2 separate regions of the Homo sapiens genome follow, and region 1 is linked to region 2. A link is a loop called in an ENCODE intact Hi-C map of the cell type or tissue named here. Cell type or tissue: GM12878. All regions are shown on one strand. Links, peaks and the distances in the headings refer to the core of each region. The heading gives the core; the rest is flanking DNA.

Region 1 (8,917 bases), core at 486-8,485, 110 kb after region 2:
TGAAATTGTAGCAAATTCTCACACATGTGTGAGAAAGCTGTGCTTTTCTGACTAAATAACATGAATCAAAACGTAGGCCTTAAAAATACAAACTCAGCCAGGCTCACACTTGTAATTCCAACATTTTGGGAAGCCGAGGCAAGAGGATTACTTGAGGCCAGGAGTTTGAGACCAGCCTGGGCAACAGAATGAAACCTCACCTCTATAAAAGAAAATTTTTTTAAATTATCCATGCTTGGTGGCACACACCTGTAGACCCAACTACTAGAGGGAGGCTGAGGCGGGAGGATCACCTGAGCCCGGGAGGTTGGGGCTGCAGTGAGCTATGATCGCGTCACTTCACTCCAGCCTGGGTGACAGAGTAAGACCTTGTCTCAAAAAAAAAACAAAAAAAAAAAAAAACGAAAAAAAAAACTGTGAGAAACGATATGGCTAACAACTAGGTTTGTTCAATTGTAAAAAAAAAAAAATGTTTTAAGAGGTAATATAGGAGAAACATATATCCTTAAAAAATACTTAAAAGACATTCAAAAATCACATGTGGATTTTATATGGGTCTTAATTTAAGTAACAAACTACACGAATGTTATAACATGTATGAAACAACTGAAACTCTGACCACTGGCTGGATATTCACTGATATTGAGAAATTACTGTGAACTTTTTCAGGTACAGTAATGACATCATGGTATTTTTACAGAGCACTTATCTTTTAAATATATATACTGAACTATTATGGAAGAAATGCTATGAGGTTTGGAATTTGCTTCAAATTCCAAAAAATAGTTCAAAAAAAAGCTGAACTATAAAAAATTGTTTTGGGGCCGAGTGCCGTGGCTCACGCCTGTATTCCCAGCACTTTGGGAGACTGAGGTGGGCGAATCACTTAAGGTCAGGAGTTCAAGACCAGCCTGTCCAACATGGTGAAACCCCATCTCTACTAAAAATACAAAAATTAGCTGGGCATGGTGGCACGTGTTTGTAGTCTCAGCTACTCGGGAGGTTGAGGCAGGAGAATCGCTTGAACCCAGGAGGCGGAGGTTGCAATGAGCCAAGATCGCGCCATTGCACTCCAGCCTGTGCCAATAGAGCAAAACTCCATCTCAGTTTAAAAAAAATTAAATAAATAAATTACTTCTGTAAGTCAAAAATGGTTGAAGGGCTGCAATTTCATGTTAGAAGTCAGGAAATGGGAGGGGCTATTGATGAAGCAAAACTGGCCAGGAGCTGATTAAGGTTAAAATTAATCTGAATGATGGCCTATGGGGTAAATTTTACTCAACTGTCTCCTTCCTATGTGCATAAAATCTTTCCACAATGAAAAGTTAAAACAAAATTAGGCCTTTAATACAGTACAATATTTAAATTTAGTTAAAAATAAAAACTAGTAAAAGTGAAACTGAAAGCATCACTGCAAAAACACCCTCCGCCTAAATTTCTTCATCTGCAAAGGGAGGCCAGGGAGCTCGACAATCTCTCTGAGATCCCTGGGTCTGTGACCGCAGTGTATGCTCTCTGCTCAGCCACTGAAGCTCGTCCCCAGTTTTGCAGGGCATATTCGGCTCTTCTCTTACTATTTAACAAGGGCCACCTAATCTATGCATAAAGATCCTCAGACTGTAGGGGAGTTCAGACGACACAGCCTAGTGAGAAGCTGACACACACATGCACATCCCATGGAAAACCCTTGTGGGGTGTGAGAGATGATTCTACAGTGGACAGAAGGCAGCCATTGAGAGCTGTTCTGATAGAGTGCTGACATTGACCACTCTGTCCCCCACCAAAGGGCCTGTGACGGAATGTCTGTAACATAGAGTTCATACATTGTATAGAGGTCTATAACATTTAATACATATTAAAGTATACTTAATAGCCTGAAAATATACTTAATAGTATGAGAATAAGCTGTTGTGGAGTTTAGCTGGCACAAAATGACCACTGGCAACGGCTGTGGTGGCCAGATGGAGGCCTCAGCCTGCCGAGCACAGTGAGAATCTGTGACTTCATTCATAAATTTCCCAGAGAAACGGGATGAGGCAGGGCCCTGTGTACCTCCATGTCTGCAAGTGGATACATGCTGAAGAGCAAACATGTAAAGCACAGAAGACACAAGCAAAGGAAGAAAGAGGACACACTGAGGTCCTGTGACTCATCTTTACAAGGCAGAATATGAGTCATTAATAGGATCCCAACTTTGGCTTTCTCTCTGAATCACCCAAGATTACCTTGATGTGCTTAACTTTGTCTTCTTTTTCTGTCTTTGGTTTCTTTCCTGTGGCAACAAAAATGTAGTTTTGGATTAATTCACGAAGGGCCTCCAGAGAAACATTTCCCTCAAATTAAATTCTTTCTGAAACTCTCAATGAACCTGTTGCTTTAATCTGTACATGGTCAAAATTCCACATGTATCTTTCACTGCCTCTGGTGAATCGAAAGTCTTGTTTCCAAGCCAGGTAGGGGCGGAATGATCCCCTACAGCATGAACAGGCTATTCTACCTGCAAACTGACTGCAGATGTAGAAATGAAGAGATCACGAAGGCACGATGACACAAATTGATTTACCTTATTTTAGTCTGTAAATGCCTTTACCTTTCTTAGAAGGCCGTTCTGATAGGGGCAGCATTCGGTAGACCCTGAAGGCATTATTTCCTTTCTTTATGCTTTTATCCTTGACTTCTTCAATATCAGGCAAGGAATTCATGGCGCATCTGAAATTCGCCTTCCATGTTTTGGGATCAGGTTTATCTACTCCTGGTTGATGCTTTCCTAACAAAAGAGACAAAGATTAAGAAAAAGAGAGAAAACATTAGATACAGAGGAAGGAATTTCTGGAAACACAGTATTGCTGGTCAGGCAGTATAAGGAAACCTTTTCACTCCATGCTATACCTCCAGTGACCAATCGTCCTGGTGTACCTGGGGGTGAGAAAGTTCTTGGGATGTGGGAATTTTGTTTTTAAAACCTGAACAGTTCCAGTCAAACTGGGACAAGTTGGTCACCCTGGTTCTACTGAACAGCTTGAGGAAACTATAAATGCTGGAAGAATGGAGCATCAGCGTAAGAAAAATATAGAAGACTGAGAGGCTGCAAAGTCAACAGGCAGAGGGAAGCTGAGTGCCTCTTTTTCATCTGACGCTCCAACAAAGTCCATTCCTGTAAACAGCTCCCTACGTAAAGGTTGTAATAAATACAGGTATTTCTGACTACCTTTTTGGGGGGGAGATAAATTTGACCAAAGTTTATAGCATCAGAACAACTGAGTTTCTATTCCCCGGTAACACCTAGGGAACTTCTTAGAATACCACATTTATAGGAAATTGAAGGACTAAGAGTGTATGGGATGAGGGGAGCATTACTTCTGAGGGCTGCAGTTTGTACCCCATGTGTCCTGGATGTGCCTAGGGACAAGTCACAGGTTTTTCAGAGCCATCTTCATGAGGTCATAAGCCAGGCTATTTTATGTGTAATAAAAACAAAACTAAGCAAGAGTGCCTTCCTCTATAAACGCCGCAGGGAGTTTTAGTACCTGTATGGATTGCCCAGTTTCTAAAGAGTGGTGCATCTTTTTCCACATCCCACCCATGTCTAGCCGCATGCATCCAGGGGATCTGAAAAATCTTCTTTTCCTGAAAAAAAAAAAAAAAAAAAAGGTAAAGAACTGGAGTCATGGGTTTTGGCCCACCATTGCAAAAGGTTGTGAAGGTCTAGCCAGCAAGATTCCCCAGCAAGCATCGCTGAATGTGTTGACTGCTGACAAGAAAATCTACTGTAAACCAAACCCACTTCCCCCGCTGGATCCCAAATCTTGATAGACTACCCCGAGTGACAGTCAGTCTCGTGAAGTCTTGCAGAGCAGGAATGTTTTCCAAGGTCAAAGGTGATGATTTGACCTTGTGTGTTCCATTATTTGTGCCTCTTTTCTAGTTTTCAATATATTTTTTTGGAGACAGAGTCTCGCTCTGTTGCCCAGGCTGCAGTGTAGTGGCGCGATATCGGCTCACTACAACCTCCACCTCCTGGGTTCAAGAGATTCTCCCACCTCAGCCTCCTGAGTAGCTAGGATTACTGGCATGTGCCACCACGCCTGGCCAAGTTTTGTATTTTTGGTAGAGATGGGGTTTTGCCATGCTGGCCAGGCTGGTCTCGAACTCCTGACCTCAAGTGATCTGCCCACCTCAGGCTTCCAAACTGCTGAGATTACAGGTGTGAGCCACCACACCCGGCCCTGTGCCTCTTTTTTTTATAAAACCACAGAAAAATGGCCACCTACCGAAACTTCTAATGCTTACTCTTATAATTTATTCTCGTCGTTTGGTAAATAGTAACTCCAGCTATCTTAGGTAAATTAAAAATTAGACAAGTTTCCAAAACCCTTGATGCTACTAAAGAAAAGTCGGGTACATCTGAGGCCACTGTCACAGAAACCAAATATCTCCATTTGCTTGTGCATCCAACAGAAATAGAAAGTAATGTTCGAATCCCTGTGGGTCTACTGCCTGCAAGAAATAGCAAGAAGTGCAAACAAAGAGGTAGAGGTTATGAAATGACACATTTTTCTGGAGAAACATCCCTCAATACAATCCTTATATCAGACTATCTCTACATCTCTCTCAGTGTTGAGGTCTGTAACTCAAAACCGCCTCAAGCAACCCTGAAAAACACATGATTGGAAACCCATGGTTTAGTAACAAAGCCGTACTCTTAGTAAAGCTACAGATGAGGAACCTGGCCCAAGCAGCTCTTGTGGCGGTACCGGCAGGTACTAAGGTCCCATTGGCACTGTGCATCTGACTACCCACATCCACAGGGACCTCAGTTTTGTCTTCCTCCCACAGCCTACTGAGTGAGGTATATGTTACGATTTCCATTTTATAGCTGAGGAAACCAAGAAGCAGATTTTAACTATTTAGTCAAGGAACTTGCAGGATAATAAGTGTCTAAGTTCAAAACCCAGGTCATGCGACTCCATATGCTATTACTTAATCACCCACTCATTGTCTCCCAGCTTTTAGATTTGGAAGAGTCCCTGTCCTATGACAGACCAGTTGAGACCTGGATTCTGTGGAGATTAAAGCCCAGGAGGTTGTACTCTTTCAAAGCTCTCAAGGCAGTTCTGGTAATTGCTAGGTATGCGGATCCCTGCACTAGATGCTGAGGAAGGAGAGGAAATGTCAGCAGGGAGTTTCCACCACTTCAGTCTCACATAGTGAAACACAGAAAGGGTCCCAGCTGTCCCCAAAGAGATTCAGCGCCTCTCCACAGAACCAATCACAAAGCCAGAACAAAGACTATTTCAGAACATTGGAGAGTTTCCCAAAACCTGTTAAAAGGAAAATTCTACCATCTTCTAAAAAGTCAGTTATTAAAGGAGAACTGAAAGTGAGAGACTTTTTCATAAATTCCTCGGTGTTCATTCTGTATCATCCACAGAGAGGGCTTCGGGTTAGCCAATTTCAAAAGGACAGTGATCAGAAAGGGGCTGAGTGACATTTTATGCTTTAATGTAGATGAAAATCGACAGCAAAATCACTTAATGCCATTTATTGATGTTCACATGAAAATGAATACAAGTGAAAATTCATTTCGTGAAAGAGCTTTTCCTGAAGTGCATGCCCAGAATCTAAAGCTTTATGCTTAAACACCGAGATTCTTAAGAATTTGCTGTTGCACTTTTTTCTAGATCAAAGGAGTTCTAGGGTGACACAATCTGAAATCTAACTTGCAAGACACAAAATTGATACAGATAAAGTAGATCTTTTTAAGCATCTGCACGCATGCATGCATACACATACACACACACACAACCAAACCTAGTCCCACAGAAACCGCAAAAGCCATGCAACTACAAAAGCGCTGACCAAACCCAGCAACATACACTATGGACCCTCTTGAAATGTGCAACAGGCCTGAGTAGACTGGAATAGTTCAGGTGTTTGTCCCCTCAAAATCTCGTGTTAAAATTTGATCGCTAGTGTTGCAGGTGGGGTCTGGTGGACGGTGTTTGGGTCATGGGGCAGGATCCCTCAAGAATGGCTTGGTGTCGTTCTCGTGGTAATGAGTAAGCTCTCACTCCATTAGCTCCGGTGAGAGCTGATTATTCAAAACAGCCTGTCGCCTGCACCATTCTCTCTTCCTCCCTCTCTTGCCATGTAATGCCCTTTGCCTCCCATCCTGAGGCCTTAACAGAGGCAGATGCCAAGGTCATGCTTCTTGTACAGCCTAGAACCCTGACCCAAAGAAGCCTCGTTTTTTTATAAATTACCCAGCCCCAGGTAGTCCTTTGTAGCAACATGAAACAGACTAACCCACAGACATGTCTCCAAAAAAAGATACACAAATAACAAACGTTGGTGAGGATGTGGAGAAACTGGAATCCTCACACATCGCTGTGGAAATGCAAAATGGTACAGCCACTCTGGAGAAAAAGTTTGGCCATTCCTCAAGAAAGTGAAACACAGAATTACCTGATGATCCAGGAATTTTACACCTGGATATATACCCAAAGAATTCTAAGCCAACATTCAAACCAAAACATAAACGTTCATAGCAGCACTACTTTCAAAAGCCAAAAGATGGAAACAACCCGAGTGTCCATCAGCTGATGAATGGGTAAACAAAATGTGGTATATCCATACAATGGAATATTATTCAGCCACAAAAAGGAATAGAGTATTGACACATGCTACCATGTGGACGAACCTTGAAAACATTATGCTGGATGAAAGAAGCCAGACACAAAAGGCCAAAAATTGAATGATTCCATTTACATGAAATATTCCAGAAAAGACAGAGAGCAGAGAGCAGACAGAGAGCAGAGATCCATAGAGACAGAGAGCAGATTACTGGTTGCCACAAGCTAGGGGGGAGGGAAATGGGAAGTGACTGATTAATGGGTACAGCATTTCCTTTTGGAGGGATAAAAAGTTCTGGAACTGGACAGTGGTGATGGCTGCATGACATCGTGAATGTCACTTTAAAATGGTAAATATTTTTTAAACTACATGTCACCTTTACCTAGTTTTTCATACTTCAGGAAAAAAAAGAAAAGACTAATAAACTTATCAGAAATATCTTTAAAATTGTATCACAGATTCTTTTTTTGAAGAAGACCATATGAAAAGGTAAGAGAAAGCAAGATTCATTTTAAAACTGAAAGAGATTCTGACCAGTAAACATTCTGGTCACAAGTTGTGTGTTCCATGGGACATGACGGTGTTGCTATGTGTGTGTAGACCCCGTGACGTCAGTATGTGCCAGGTGTCTCATCCCCGAGTGACCAGTCCTGCACACGTGGTGGTGGTACATGCTGTGTATAGACAGACGCGCCATGCCAGGGCCCACCATTTGTACGTGTGTGCACAACTCTGCCCATCTGAAGGAAGGCAGGAGAGATGAGCGCTGCTTGACTTCAGAAAAGCATCTGACATTATTTTGAGCAATGTAGAACAATGTTCCTTGGCCCCACATGGAAACTAGTTCTGTTATCTCCTCTGCCTCTTCTTCCCCCCAACATTTGCAAGACGTTCCAATTAGTGTGCTATTTTTGTCTGGACTCCTTACCGTGGTCAGAGATAGCCTGATGTTTACACAAACACAAGTCTACTCTCAAAGTGAAAAAAAGGGAAAGATCTGATGATTCCCCTGCCTTAGTGCATGGATCCAGGAAGAACTAAGAACATCAATAACCCCACCAGAGTTGGGGGTCACATGGAGCCACGAGAGAAACCAGGACCCCGGATGTGACTGCCTCCTTCCTTCCTCAAGAAATGGCCCAGGGAACCACAAGCAAGCATGTGGACAAACCCAAAACTAACCTGGTCTCAACAAGTCAATGGCGAGAAGGAAAAAAACAGAGGCCCACAGTCAGCAGAGACTTAGAGTCATAAACACCAAACACAACCTGTGGACAGTCTTTGAATTCTGATTTGAACAAATCAACTGTAAAAAGATTATTTGGGAATACTCAAGGCATTCTTAATATGAATGGAGCAGTGATGATATTAAACAGTACTAATTTTGTCCAATTAACAATGGTATATTGTGGATATATAAGAAAATGCCCTTATGTCTTACAATGTATGCTGTCAGGGAGCTGCTTTAATATACCAGATACACACAGATACACACACACACACACACACAAAGATAAGGCAAAATATTCATACATCTAGATACAGGCATATGAAAATTTGCTATCCTATTTCTTTTTGTCATTGGGCTACTCAAACATGCTATGCACATTTGCAAATACCCATAACCAAAGGTAAATTGCCCCAGCCAAGGTCTCATTCATGAGCTGGTTATAATGCACTTTTCCAAACTTCCTCGCTGTTCCTTCAGAGGAATCCAAGGGACCCATTCCATTCCCACCCTCCTTCAAACTTATTAAAAGTAGGTGCTATGGTTTGAATATTTGCCCCCTATGACACTTATATTGACATTTAATCCCCAATGTGGCAGTACTGAGAGGTGAGGCCTTTAAGAGGTGATTGAGTCATGAGGGCCCTGCCCTCATGAATGGATTAATCCATTCAGGGATTAATGGATTAATGAGTTGTCATGAGGGGTAGGATTGTGGCTTTTTAAGAGGAAGAGAGACCTGTGCTAGCACGTGAGCATGCTCTTTCCCCGCACCGGGTGATATCCTGCACTGCCTCAGGACTTTGCAGAGGGTCCCCACCAGCAAGAAGGCCCTCACCAGATGCAGCCCCTCAACCTTGGACTTCTCAGCCTCCATAACTGTAAGAAATAAATTCCTCTTCTTTACAAATTATCCAGAGTCAGGTATTCTGTTAGAAGCAACAGGGAACAGACTAAGACAATAGAGGATGGAAACAAATTTAAGGCATTAATTAACCAACTCTTTCTCTCTTACTAAGAATGGAGTAGGTTGAATGGACTTTCTGAGAGCCATGT
Region 2 (8,917 bases), core at 532-8,531:
TCCAGCTAAAACCTGGCTTACCAGCTGTTTTTGTAAACCTAGTTTTATTGGAACACAGTCACACCTATTTGGTTACCTATTGCCTATGGTTGCTTTTACAGTACAAGACAGAGTTGAGTAGTTAAGACAGAGACTGTGTGGTCCATGAAGCCTCAAATATTTACCTACTCTCTGGCTCTTCACAGAAAAAGGTTGCCGACCCCTAATCTAGTAGATTAAAAAAGGAATACTTTTGAATTGAAATCCCTGCTTCTAATCCCTTCTTCATTACCATGTGACCTTGGGTAAATTATTTCACCTAAGCTTCATCTTTTTCCACCTGTAAAAATGGAGATAATATGGACACACCTTCATACATTCATACAGAAGGTCACATGATGTAAAACACTGAAAATGCTCTGAGCTCTAACTGGCAATACAGAAAGTACTAAAGAAAAAGGGGCTTGGGGTAGCTATTATTATTTAGAAGTGAACATTTCTCAGTTGCTTTGGGGAAAGTGCATGACGCTTACCATGAGTGGAGCTTGCAGGACTGGAAGTGGCTCTGGTGAGTCAGTCAGTGAGTGGTGAGTGAATGTGAAGGCCTAGGACGTTACCGTGCACTACTGCAGACTTCATAAAAACCCTGTACACTTGGGCTGCACTAAATTTACTTTGAACATTCTTTCTTCAATAGTACATTAACCTTACCTTATTGTGACTTTTTTACTTTAATATTTTAAATTTAAAAAAATCTTTTTGACTCTGGTAATAACACAGCTTAAAGCACAAACATGTTGCACAGCTAGACAATGTTTTTTCTTTATATTCTTATTCTATAAGCTTTTTTCTATTTTTATAATTTTTTTTATTTTTTTACTTCCTAAACTTTTTTGTAAAATCTCAGACACGGCCAGGTGCGGTGGCTTACACCTGTAAACCCAGCACTTTGGAAGGCCAAGGCAGGCAGATCAACTGAGGTCAAGAGTTTGAGACCAGCCTGACCAACATGGAGAAATCCTGTCTCTCCTAAAAATACAAAATTAGCCGGGTGTGGTTGCACATGCCTGCAATCCCAGCTACTCGGGAGGCTGAGACAGGAGAATCACTTGAACCCTGTAGGCAGAGGTTGCGATGAGCCGAGATTACACCATTGCACTAAAGCCTGGGCAACAAGAGTGTAACTCCGTCTCAAAAAAAAAAAAAAATACCTCAGACACAACACAGGGTCAGGGTCAGGATCATCAACATGACTGTCTTCCATCTCCATATTTTGTCCAACTGGAAGGTCTTCAGGGCAGTAATACCCTTGGAGTTGTCATCTCCTATGATAGCATCCTTCTTCTAGATACCTCCTGATGGGCCTGCCTGAGGCTGGTTTACAGCAAACTTTTAAAAATATAAGTACAAGGAGTACACTCTAAAATAATATTATGTACATAAACCGGTACATCATTGTCCACTGTCATTATCAAGTATCATATACTGTACACAATTGTATGTGCTATACTTTTAGATGACTGGCAGCTCAGAGGCTTTGTTTACACCAACATCACCGCAAACACGTGAATAACGTGTTGCACTATGACATTACAAAAGCTCCAACATCACTAGGCTATAAGAATTTTTAAGCTCCATTAAAATCTTATGGGGCCGGGCACGGTGCCTCACGCCTGTAATCCCAGCACTTTGGGAGGCCGAGGCAGTTGGATCACTTGAAGTCAGGAATTTGAGACCAGCCTGGGCAACATGGTGAAACTCCGTCTCTACTAAAAATACAAAAATTAAGGAGGCTGAGGCAGGCGGATCACAAGGTCAGGAGATCGAGACCATCCTGGCTAACACGGTGAAACCCCGTCTCTACTAAAAATACAAAAAATTAGCCGGGCGTGGTGGCGGGCGCCTGTAGTCCCAGCTACTCGGGAGGCTGAGGCAGGAGGATGGTGTGAACCCGGGAGGCGGAGCTTGCAGTGAGCCGAGATCATGCCACTGCACTCCAGTCTGGGCGACAGAGTGAGACTCCGTCTCAAAAAAAAAAAAAAAAAAAAACAAAATTAGCCAGGCATGGTGTCATATGCCTATAATCCCAGCTACTCAGGAGGCTGAGGTGGGAGAATCACTTGAACCCAGGAGGCAGAGGTTGCAGTGAGCCGAGATCGTGTTACTGCACTCCAGCCTGGGTGACAGAGCAAGACTCTGTCTCAAAAAAAAAAAAAAAATCATATGGGACCACTGTCGTATGTGTGGTGTGTCACTCACTGAAATGTCCTTATGCAGTGTGTGACTATTATATGCCGTATCCTCCTAATAAAGTAAGCTAGAGAGAAGAAAACAGTATTAAGAAAAGCATAAGGAAGAGAAAATGTATTTATATTCATTAAGTAGAAATGGATCATCGTAAAGGTCTTCATCTTCGTGGTCTTCATGTTGAGGAGGCTGAAGAGGAGGAAGAGGGGGTTGGTCTCGCTGTCTCAGGGGTGCAGAGGCAGAGAAAATCCTCGTGTAAGTGGACCCATGCAGCTCAAACCCGTGTTGATCTTAGGTCAGCTGTACTATTTCTCTCTTACTCCTCCCTCATTGTGACTAAAAGAAATAGATCAAAGTGGCATTTTTAGCGCTATTTTTGCAAGCTGTATGTATAGGCAAGCTCTAAAATCCAACTGTACAAAGTCCCTAATGCCTCACCCTTACGTGGATTAAAAACTTCTCTAGAAAGGAGATGATGTCTTTATCTCTTCCTCCCTTCCAGCACTAAGGGGAGTGTCTTACATTTAGGAACACTTGATATGTGTTTTTGTTAGATGGATGGATGGATGGATGGATGGATGGATGGATGGATGGATGCATAGATGGATGGATGGATGGATGGATGGATGGATGGATGGATGGATAGATGGATGGATGGATGGATGGATGGATGGATGGATGGATGGATGTTATAAATCTTCATTAAGGCAGCATCAGGAGCTTCACTCTGTGAAGTGAACAAACAAAAGTAAAGCATCAGGGGTGCCTGCTTTGCCTTGCCACTTACTGTCAACAATGCCTAAGGCACACGATCCACATGATCTGCTGCTGTGTTTTCAGGGTGTTGTCTTGGTTTTTGTCTGTTCATTTGTTTGGAGTTTTGGTACCTCTGGCCGCAGAGGTGGAGGACGGACGTGTAGCCCTCTCTCGATGGCACACAGTCACTATAGGGCTGGGCAAGGCCCTTCCCATGGTTTGTTTTTTATGGACTTTTACTCTCCTCACCTCCTCATGGGTAACCATTGGAATGTGTTTATGTATTTTTATTTGTGCCAATTCTTTAAAAATACAGTGACTTTATGTGTGTATTTTTAATTTTCCTAAGGAGTGTTCTGCCACGCGTCTCTTGCTGTTTCTTACCCTTTTCACTCAGCACTGAAATGTTCAGATCCACCCACGCTGCTGTGTGCACAGGAGGCCCGTGGTTTCTAAGCATTCCTTTGGTGCAGCCACACCTGCGCCTATCTATTCTCCCCATTTTGGTTTTTTAAGGTACAACTGACAGTAACTTGCCAGGTTAACCAATCCTGTTTCCAGGGATTGGAAAAAGAGGAGGCACTGCATCTTCTTAGCCCTGAGCCCTGGGAAGAGAGGTAGAGGTCAAGGAGAGGTCAGCCCAGTCAGGCCAGCTCTGTCACCACTGGTCCCCTTGGGCAGCGGCAGCACCCGGCTCTGTTTTCTCACCTGCAGCAGAGTCAACAATCCCTGCCCCACCGACCTCAGGGCGGATATGATGCTTCCAGGAAACAATAGGAGAGGAAATGGCTGTGAATGGTGGCCACGGCCGCACGTGGGCCCGCAGCCTGCCCCAGTCCCTTCCTCAGCTGCCCTGCAGCCACCCTGGGTGCTGGAAAGGAAGTGTGTCGTCCCTAGCCACAAGGAGGCACTCACTCTCAGGGTCATGCAGTGAATTGTTACGTCCTGGGCACACCTCTGCCTCCCTGGTTACACTGTCCTGCTCCTCATTCAGGGGCTGTGACCTTCCTAGGGGCCGTAGGGATGTGCATAGGCCCCTCAGGCATGAAACCCACCCCAGCTTCCTGTCGATCTTTGCCAGTGTCACCCTTTCCCTTCCTTATAACCCCCTGCCACCATTTCTATTCATGTGATAACTTTCTAACCTGGTGTTGGGGAGCAAATGCCCTTCCCCGAGTCCCACACTAGGGATATTAGGGATGTTCCAGAGAGACTGGTGGCAGGCTTTTAGGGTCATTCCAGCATGTGGCGTTGCTCAGTCCAGCCCCATATTCCCTCAACAATAACAACAGCAGCAACAGCGGCAACAAGCAGTGAGAACATGAACTCCATGTTTAAGCTAAAAGACATCAAAAATGCACGCAGCCCAGGTGTGCACTGGCCTCCCAGCTTCCTCCAGCAAAGACCCCCAGGAGCAGCGTGCTGGGCCTCTCTGCTGTAGGCAGAAGGGCCTGAACCAAACTTCCCAGCGTTGGCCGAGCCCTCCCAGGGACAGGCATTGCCCTGGCGTCTGTGCTCACTGGGCCCAGGGAATGTTTCTAGTCGGCCTCACTGCCCAGCATTACTGATTTCTTCCCAGGCCTGTTTTTCCCAGGAGCCCATGAGCTTCTGGAAGGCTGCCACGAATCATGTTCTTCCACTGCTTAAAACCCTTCAGTAGTTCTCCCCTGCCCGCGGGACAAAGTCCAGTTTTCCTCATTATGACACAAAGGTGCTCCCTTTGAAACCAGGGCCTTCCTTTCCTTGCAGCTTCAGCCCTGCCAGTCCCCATTCTTGCTCTGTGCTGTGTCCATAGTTATGTTCTTGAGGTTTCTGAAAGGAACCACACTCTCTCTTGCCTCAGGACTTTCCCCCATGCCTTTTCTTCAGCTCCAAACATCCTTCCCCACCCCTTCCTTCCCACCACTTGGGTAATTCTGACTTGTCCCTCTGGTGTCAGAAGTCCCTCACGGTTCACAGGAAGCCTTGCCTGCTTACCAGGCACAGGCAAGTTGCGCTGCCCAGGTGAGCACATGCAGTGTGCACCTGTGCGTCCTGGTGCACCACGGCCCCCATCCGGCTACACCACAAGCCTCAGGACAATGTGTCCCCTAAAAACTCATATCTTAAAGTCTTGTCCCCCAGGGTGTGAACTTCTTTGGACATAGAGTCATTACAGAGCAAATCAAGCTACAATTAGGTCATTAGAGTGGCCTCTAATCCAAAAACCTGGTGTCCTTCTAAAAGGGGTAAATGTGAAGAAAGACACTCAGGGAGAAGGCCATGTGAGGATGAAGACAGAGACTAAGGTGAGGCTTCTACAAGCCAAGAACCCTAGAGATCACCAGCAAACCACCAGCTGGGAGGAAGGCGCAGCTGTCAGAAGGAACCAACCCTGCCAATCCCTCCATCTGGGACCTCCAGCCTTCAGAACTGTGAAACTATCAATTACTGTGATTTCAGCTGCCCTATCTGTGGTGCTTTGGTACCCTAGAAAACTAACACAGGCAGCAATGATGTCTTTACTTCTTTATTTTTTTCGACTTCATCTACAGAGCTTAGCACAGCCATTGGAACAAAATTGGAGCTCAGTGCACAGTTATTGAAAGAAAAATTTGTACTCTGGAGAACAAGGAGGAGACGTAGTTCCTGCACCCAAGGATCTCATGCAATGAGAACACAGAGCAGGAATAAGATAACTCAAAGTGTGTGCATAATGCCAGGTTAGACAGACAGACAGACAGCCAGGCCACTGTGAGTGCAAGTCCCTGTAAACCAAAAAGAAAATTCTAAGGCCCCCAACCATCTGAATGCATGGCCCCTCAGCCAAGGCATTCCAAAGTTAACCTATAAAACTAGTTCAGGTCATGAGGGGAAGGGGGAGCCAGACGTGCGTCTTGATACCCTCCTTCCTTTAGGAATTACTGATAGAACAGCCTCTTGATACCCTCCTTCCTTTAGGAATGACTGATAGAACAGCCTCTTTAAGTCTGAGTAGAAACATTTATGACCTATTCTCTCTGAAGCCTGTTACCTGGAGGCTTCATCGGCATGACAAAACCTTAATCTCTACAACCCCTTACCATCACCCAGACATTCCTTTCTCTTGATTCCAGGTCTTTAGATAATAACTCAATCAACTGCCAGTCAGGAAGTCTTTGAATCTGACTGTGACCTGGAAGCTCCCCCTTCCGGTTGTCCCAACTTTCCAGACCAAAACAATGTACATGTTACATGTATTGATTGATGGCTTATGTCTCCCTAAAATGTATAAAACCAAGTTGTAGGCCCACTACCTTGGGCACATGTGGTCAGGACCTCCCAAGGCTGTGTCCTGGGCATGTTCTTAACCTTGGCAATATACAATCCTAGATTAACTGACACTTGTCTCAGATACTCTTGGGGTTTACACCCCTTACTCAGATGGGGGCAGGCAGTGCCTGGCAGCAATCCCGGGAATCTCCCAAAACCTAGATCTTCAAGTACAAGCTGGTCAAGCAGAAGAGAGAATTGGAAGAAACAGAGGAAACAAAGCACAGTGGACTATTTGTGTACCTTCAAGTAATGTGCTGGGAGAGAAGCTGGGACCAGTCGTGAGGGATCTGGTAAAACCTGCCGAGTCTGGGAACCAATGAATGAACTTATTAGGTGGGTCCTAGAAATTTTTCTCTGGCAAACTGAGGATACATTTCAGGGGGTTATGAATCACCACCAGCATGCTCTCTGCTCTTCATGGACATCAGAAGCTGGGGGAAAGCTTTCTTTGTGAGCCCCCAGCCTCAAGGGCAGGCAGTTCCTGGGCTGAGCCTCACTGGTGAAGCCTTTATGTGTGATGCGGGAACTGCCCACACACCAACTCCTGTTTTGCCCTTTTAATGGGCAGCATATCTCCTCAGAAGATGTGCCGCATGACCATTTTTGAGCCCACACCATCTTCACCCTCCTAGAATCTGCCTCTGATTCTTGGAATTTGGGGAAAACCACAGGTTTTTCATCATTTCTCAAAACTACTAGTTTGCAGCAGCAGTTCTGTGAAGGTGGGGAAGAAGCTGAGGACACCGGTGCCATGTTTCTGTTCTTATTCACATTTCTCTGTTCTCTGAAAGCAAAATAATGCAAAGCTATAAAGACCATCAGGGAGAATCAGAGCACAGACAGGATTCCAAAGGATGGAGGCTGCCCCCGACAAAACCCCTCCCCAAAGTGGGGAGGGGGCAGAGAAGAGGCCCCAAGATGCCAGGTGCTTCCCTCTGCAGCACAAGACACACTATGGGGTCTGCGCAAAGACAAAACATCGATTTGGGTGCAGTCTTCTTGGTCTCATTATTTTTATCATCTCTCAGAGGATGTGTGGTTGTCCCGATTGCTGTGCTCAGGACAGGAAGGGAAAGCAGAGGCTAACATAACTCACCCGGTCTGCAGGACAGAGGAGGAGAGCAGGCTGAAGGCCTATCCACCTCTGCACGCATCAGGCGGCTTCTGCATCCTGAGACACCCTTCCTGAATCGACACTTGGGCCCAGCCTGGCACTGGGCCCCATAGACGCCAATTAGATGGACGTGGTCTCCACACTGCAGGTGTTCACAGTACTCACTTGCTCCTGCAGACCCCAAATGCCAGAGAACTCATTTGCTGACCTTTAGCTGATGACAGGGGCTGGAGTTGACATTTGTATCAACCCACTGCATGCCTCAATGGGTCACCCTTCTGTGAGCAGGTGCTTCAGAGGCACAGCAGGACAGTCCTGGAGGCTCACCACAAAGCAGGGCCACCACACGCATGGGGAGAACTAGAAACCGATGACTTGGAATTTCCCTGCTGTTCTGGGTGGGCTTTGATGGGCTTTGCTCTGACTTCCTCTCTTAGACCTCTGGGCAGTGTTGCTACTGACGCAATAGAAATCAAGCATCCTGTTTCACTCCAGCAGAGGCTGCATTGCAGCAATGAGGGGTGTTTGCCCCATACCCAGAGAGGTGCTTCTGGGGAGCGAAGGCCCATAGCAAATGGGCAGCTAGCACATCAGGCCCAGGAGTCTGCTGCGTTGCAGAAGCTGCTGAAGTGTTGGCCCTGCCCACCTCCCAGGACACCTGTGGGAATGCGGGAATTCCACAAATTATGGATTCTAAGCCCCAGGAGATTTAAAAGGAAGGGAGAGGGAGAGAATGAGAATCGATGCTCTATTATTTGATGAGTTTGTAGGCGAGTGTGTGAGAGCAGAATGTTGAGACAAGACTTTCAACTTCGATGTAAGGAATATCTATTAAGCCCCTGCTGTGTGCCGGGGCTGTGTGTGATGCCTAAAGAACAATTGGCAACAGCCTCTCAAGGTGTGTGTGTGTGTGTGTGTGTGTGTGTGTGTGTGTGTGTGTGTGTTAGCGGCAGGTATATATCACAAGTTCAAAAGGGAGTGTCATAATTGTATTAAAGAGAAAAAACTACCACTGCTGGATTTAGAGTTATGAGATCTGGGTTTGAGTCCTGGTTCTACTTATCAGCTGCTTCCTTGAGTGTCCTCTCTATAGAATAGGGATCATAGCTCTTCCGAACATCACAGGGTTTGGGAAGGTAGAAAAAAGAAAAGGGATGCAAAAACACGTGGGGAAAAGGAACGTGGTTCCACAGCAAGAGTGGGCCCTCGTGTAAACTATGAGCTTTGGGTGATAATGGTGCATCAACATAGGCTCCTCACTTGTAAGGGTCAGACCCCTCCGGTGCCAGATATCGACAGCGGGGAGGCTGTGTGTGTGGGAGCAGCGAGGAACTCCCCGGACTTTCTGCTCAATTTTGCTCCAAACAAAAAATGGCTCTTAAAAAAGAAGTAAATTCAAAAGAAAAAAGATATAAAAATACATAATCCATTTGAAAAAATTACAATCATTAAAAAAGAAAAAAAGGAAAATGGAAAACTACTATAGACATGGTTTGAGTTGATATAAAGCTTTGATAGAAAGGCACA

What was found. Hi-C counts contacts between places; a loop is a spot of excess contacts. Peaks named below come from ENCODE experiments on the same cell type or tissue, not always from the same donor. Only the 100,000 strongest peaks of a DNase experiment are listed, where the experiment ranks them.
Region 1: it touches region 2 in a loop (4-fold over the local background); 2 of 110 quality-filtered maps call a loop at or near these places.

What each region holds. Positions count from the first base shown.
Region 1 is chr4:184,415,942-184,424,858 of GRCh38, forward strand. It overlaps IRF2 (interferon regulatory factor 2), which reads right to left. Exons shown (of 9, transcript NM_002199.4): 3 at 3,528-3,627; 4 at 2,591-2,767; 5 at 2,226-2,272. Among named protein-coding and RNA genes, the nearest start is that of LINC02362, 38 kb to the left of the region's middle. RefSeq lists enhancers at 1,542-1,711, 1,902-2,201, 2,080-3,279. In GM12878, for the core only: no CTCF peak of the experiment used is centred there; DNase peaks (open chromatin) are centred at 1,530, 2,210, 5,240, 6,000 and 2 weaker places; H3K4me3 peaks cover 3,266 bases; H3K27ac peaks cover 6,934 bases.
Region 2 is chr4:184,306,588-184,315,504 of GRCh38, forward strand. MYL12BP2 (MYL12B pseudogene 2) reads right to left here and starts at 7,742. Exons shown (of 3, transcript XM_047416561.1): 1 at 7,718-7,742; 2 at 7,373-7,561. The coding sequence starts at 7,742. RefSeq lists a silencer at 608-657 and enhancers at 5,157-5,216, 5,247-5,316, 7,233-7,734, 7,653-7,922, 8,053-8,212. In GM12878, for the core only: CTCF peaks have their summits at 3,885 (motif pointing right) and 6,163 (motif pointing left); a DNase peak (open chromatin) is centred at 7,714; H3K4me3 peaks cover 4,249 bases; H3K27ac peaks cover 5,236 bases.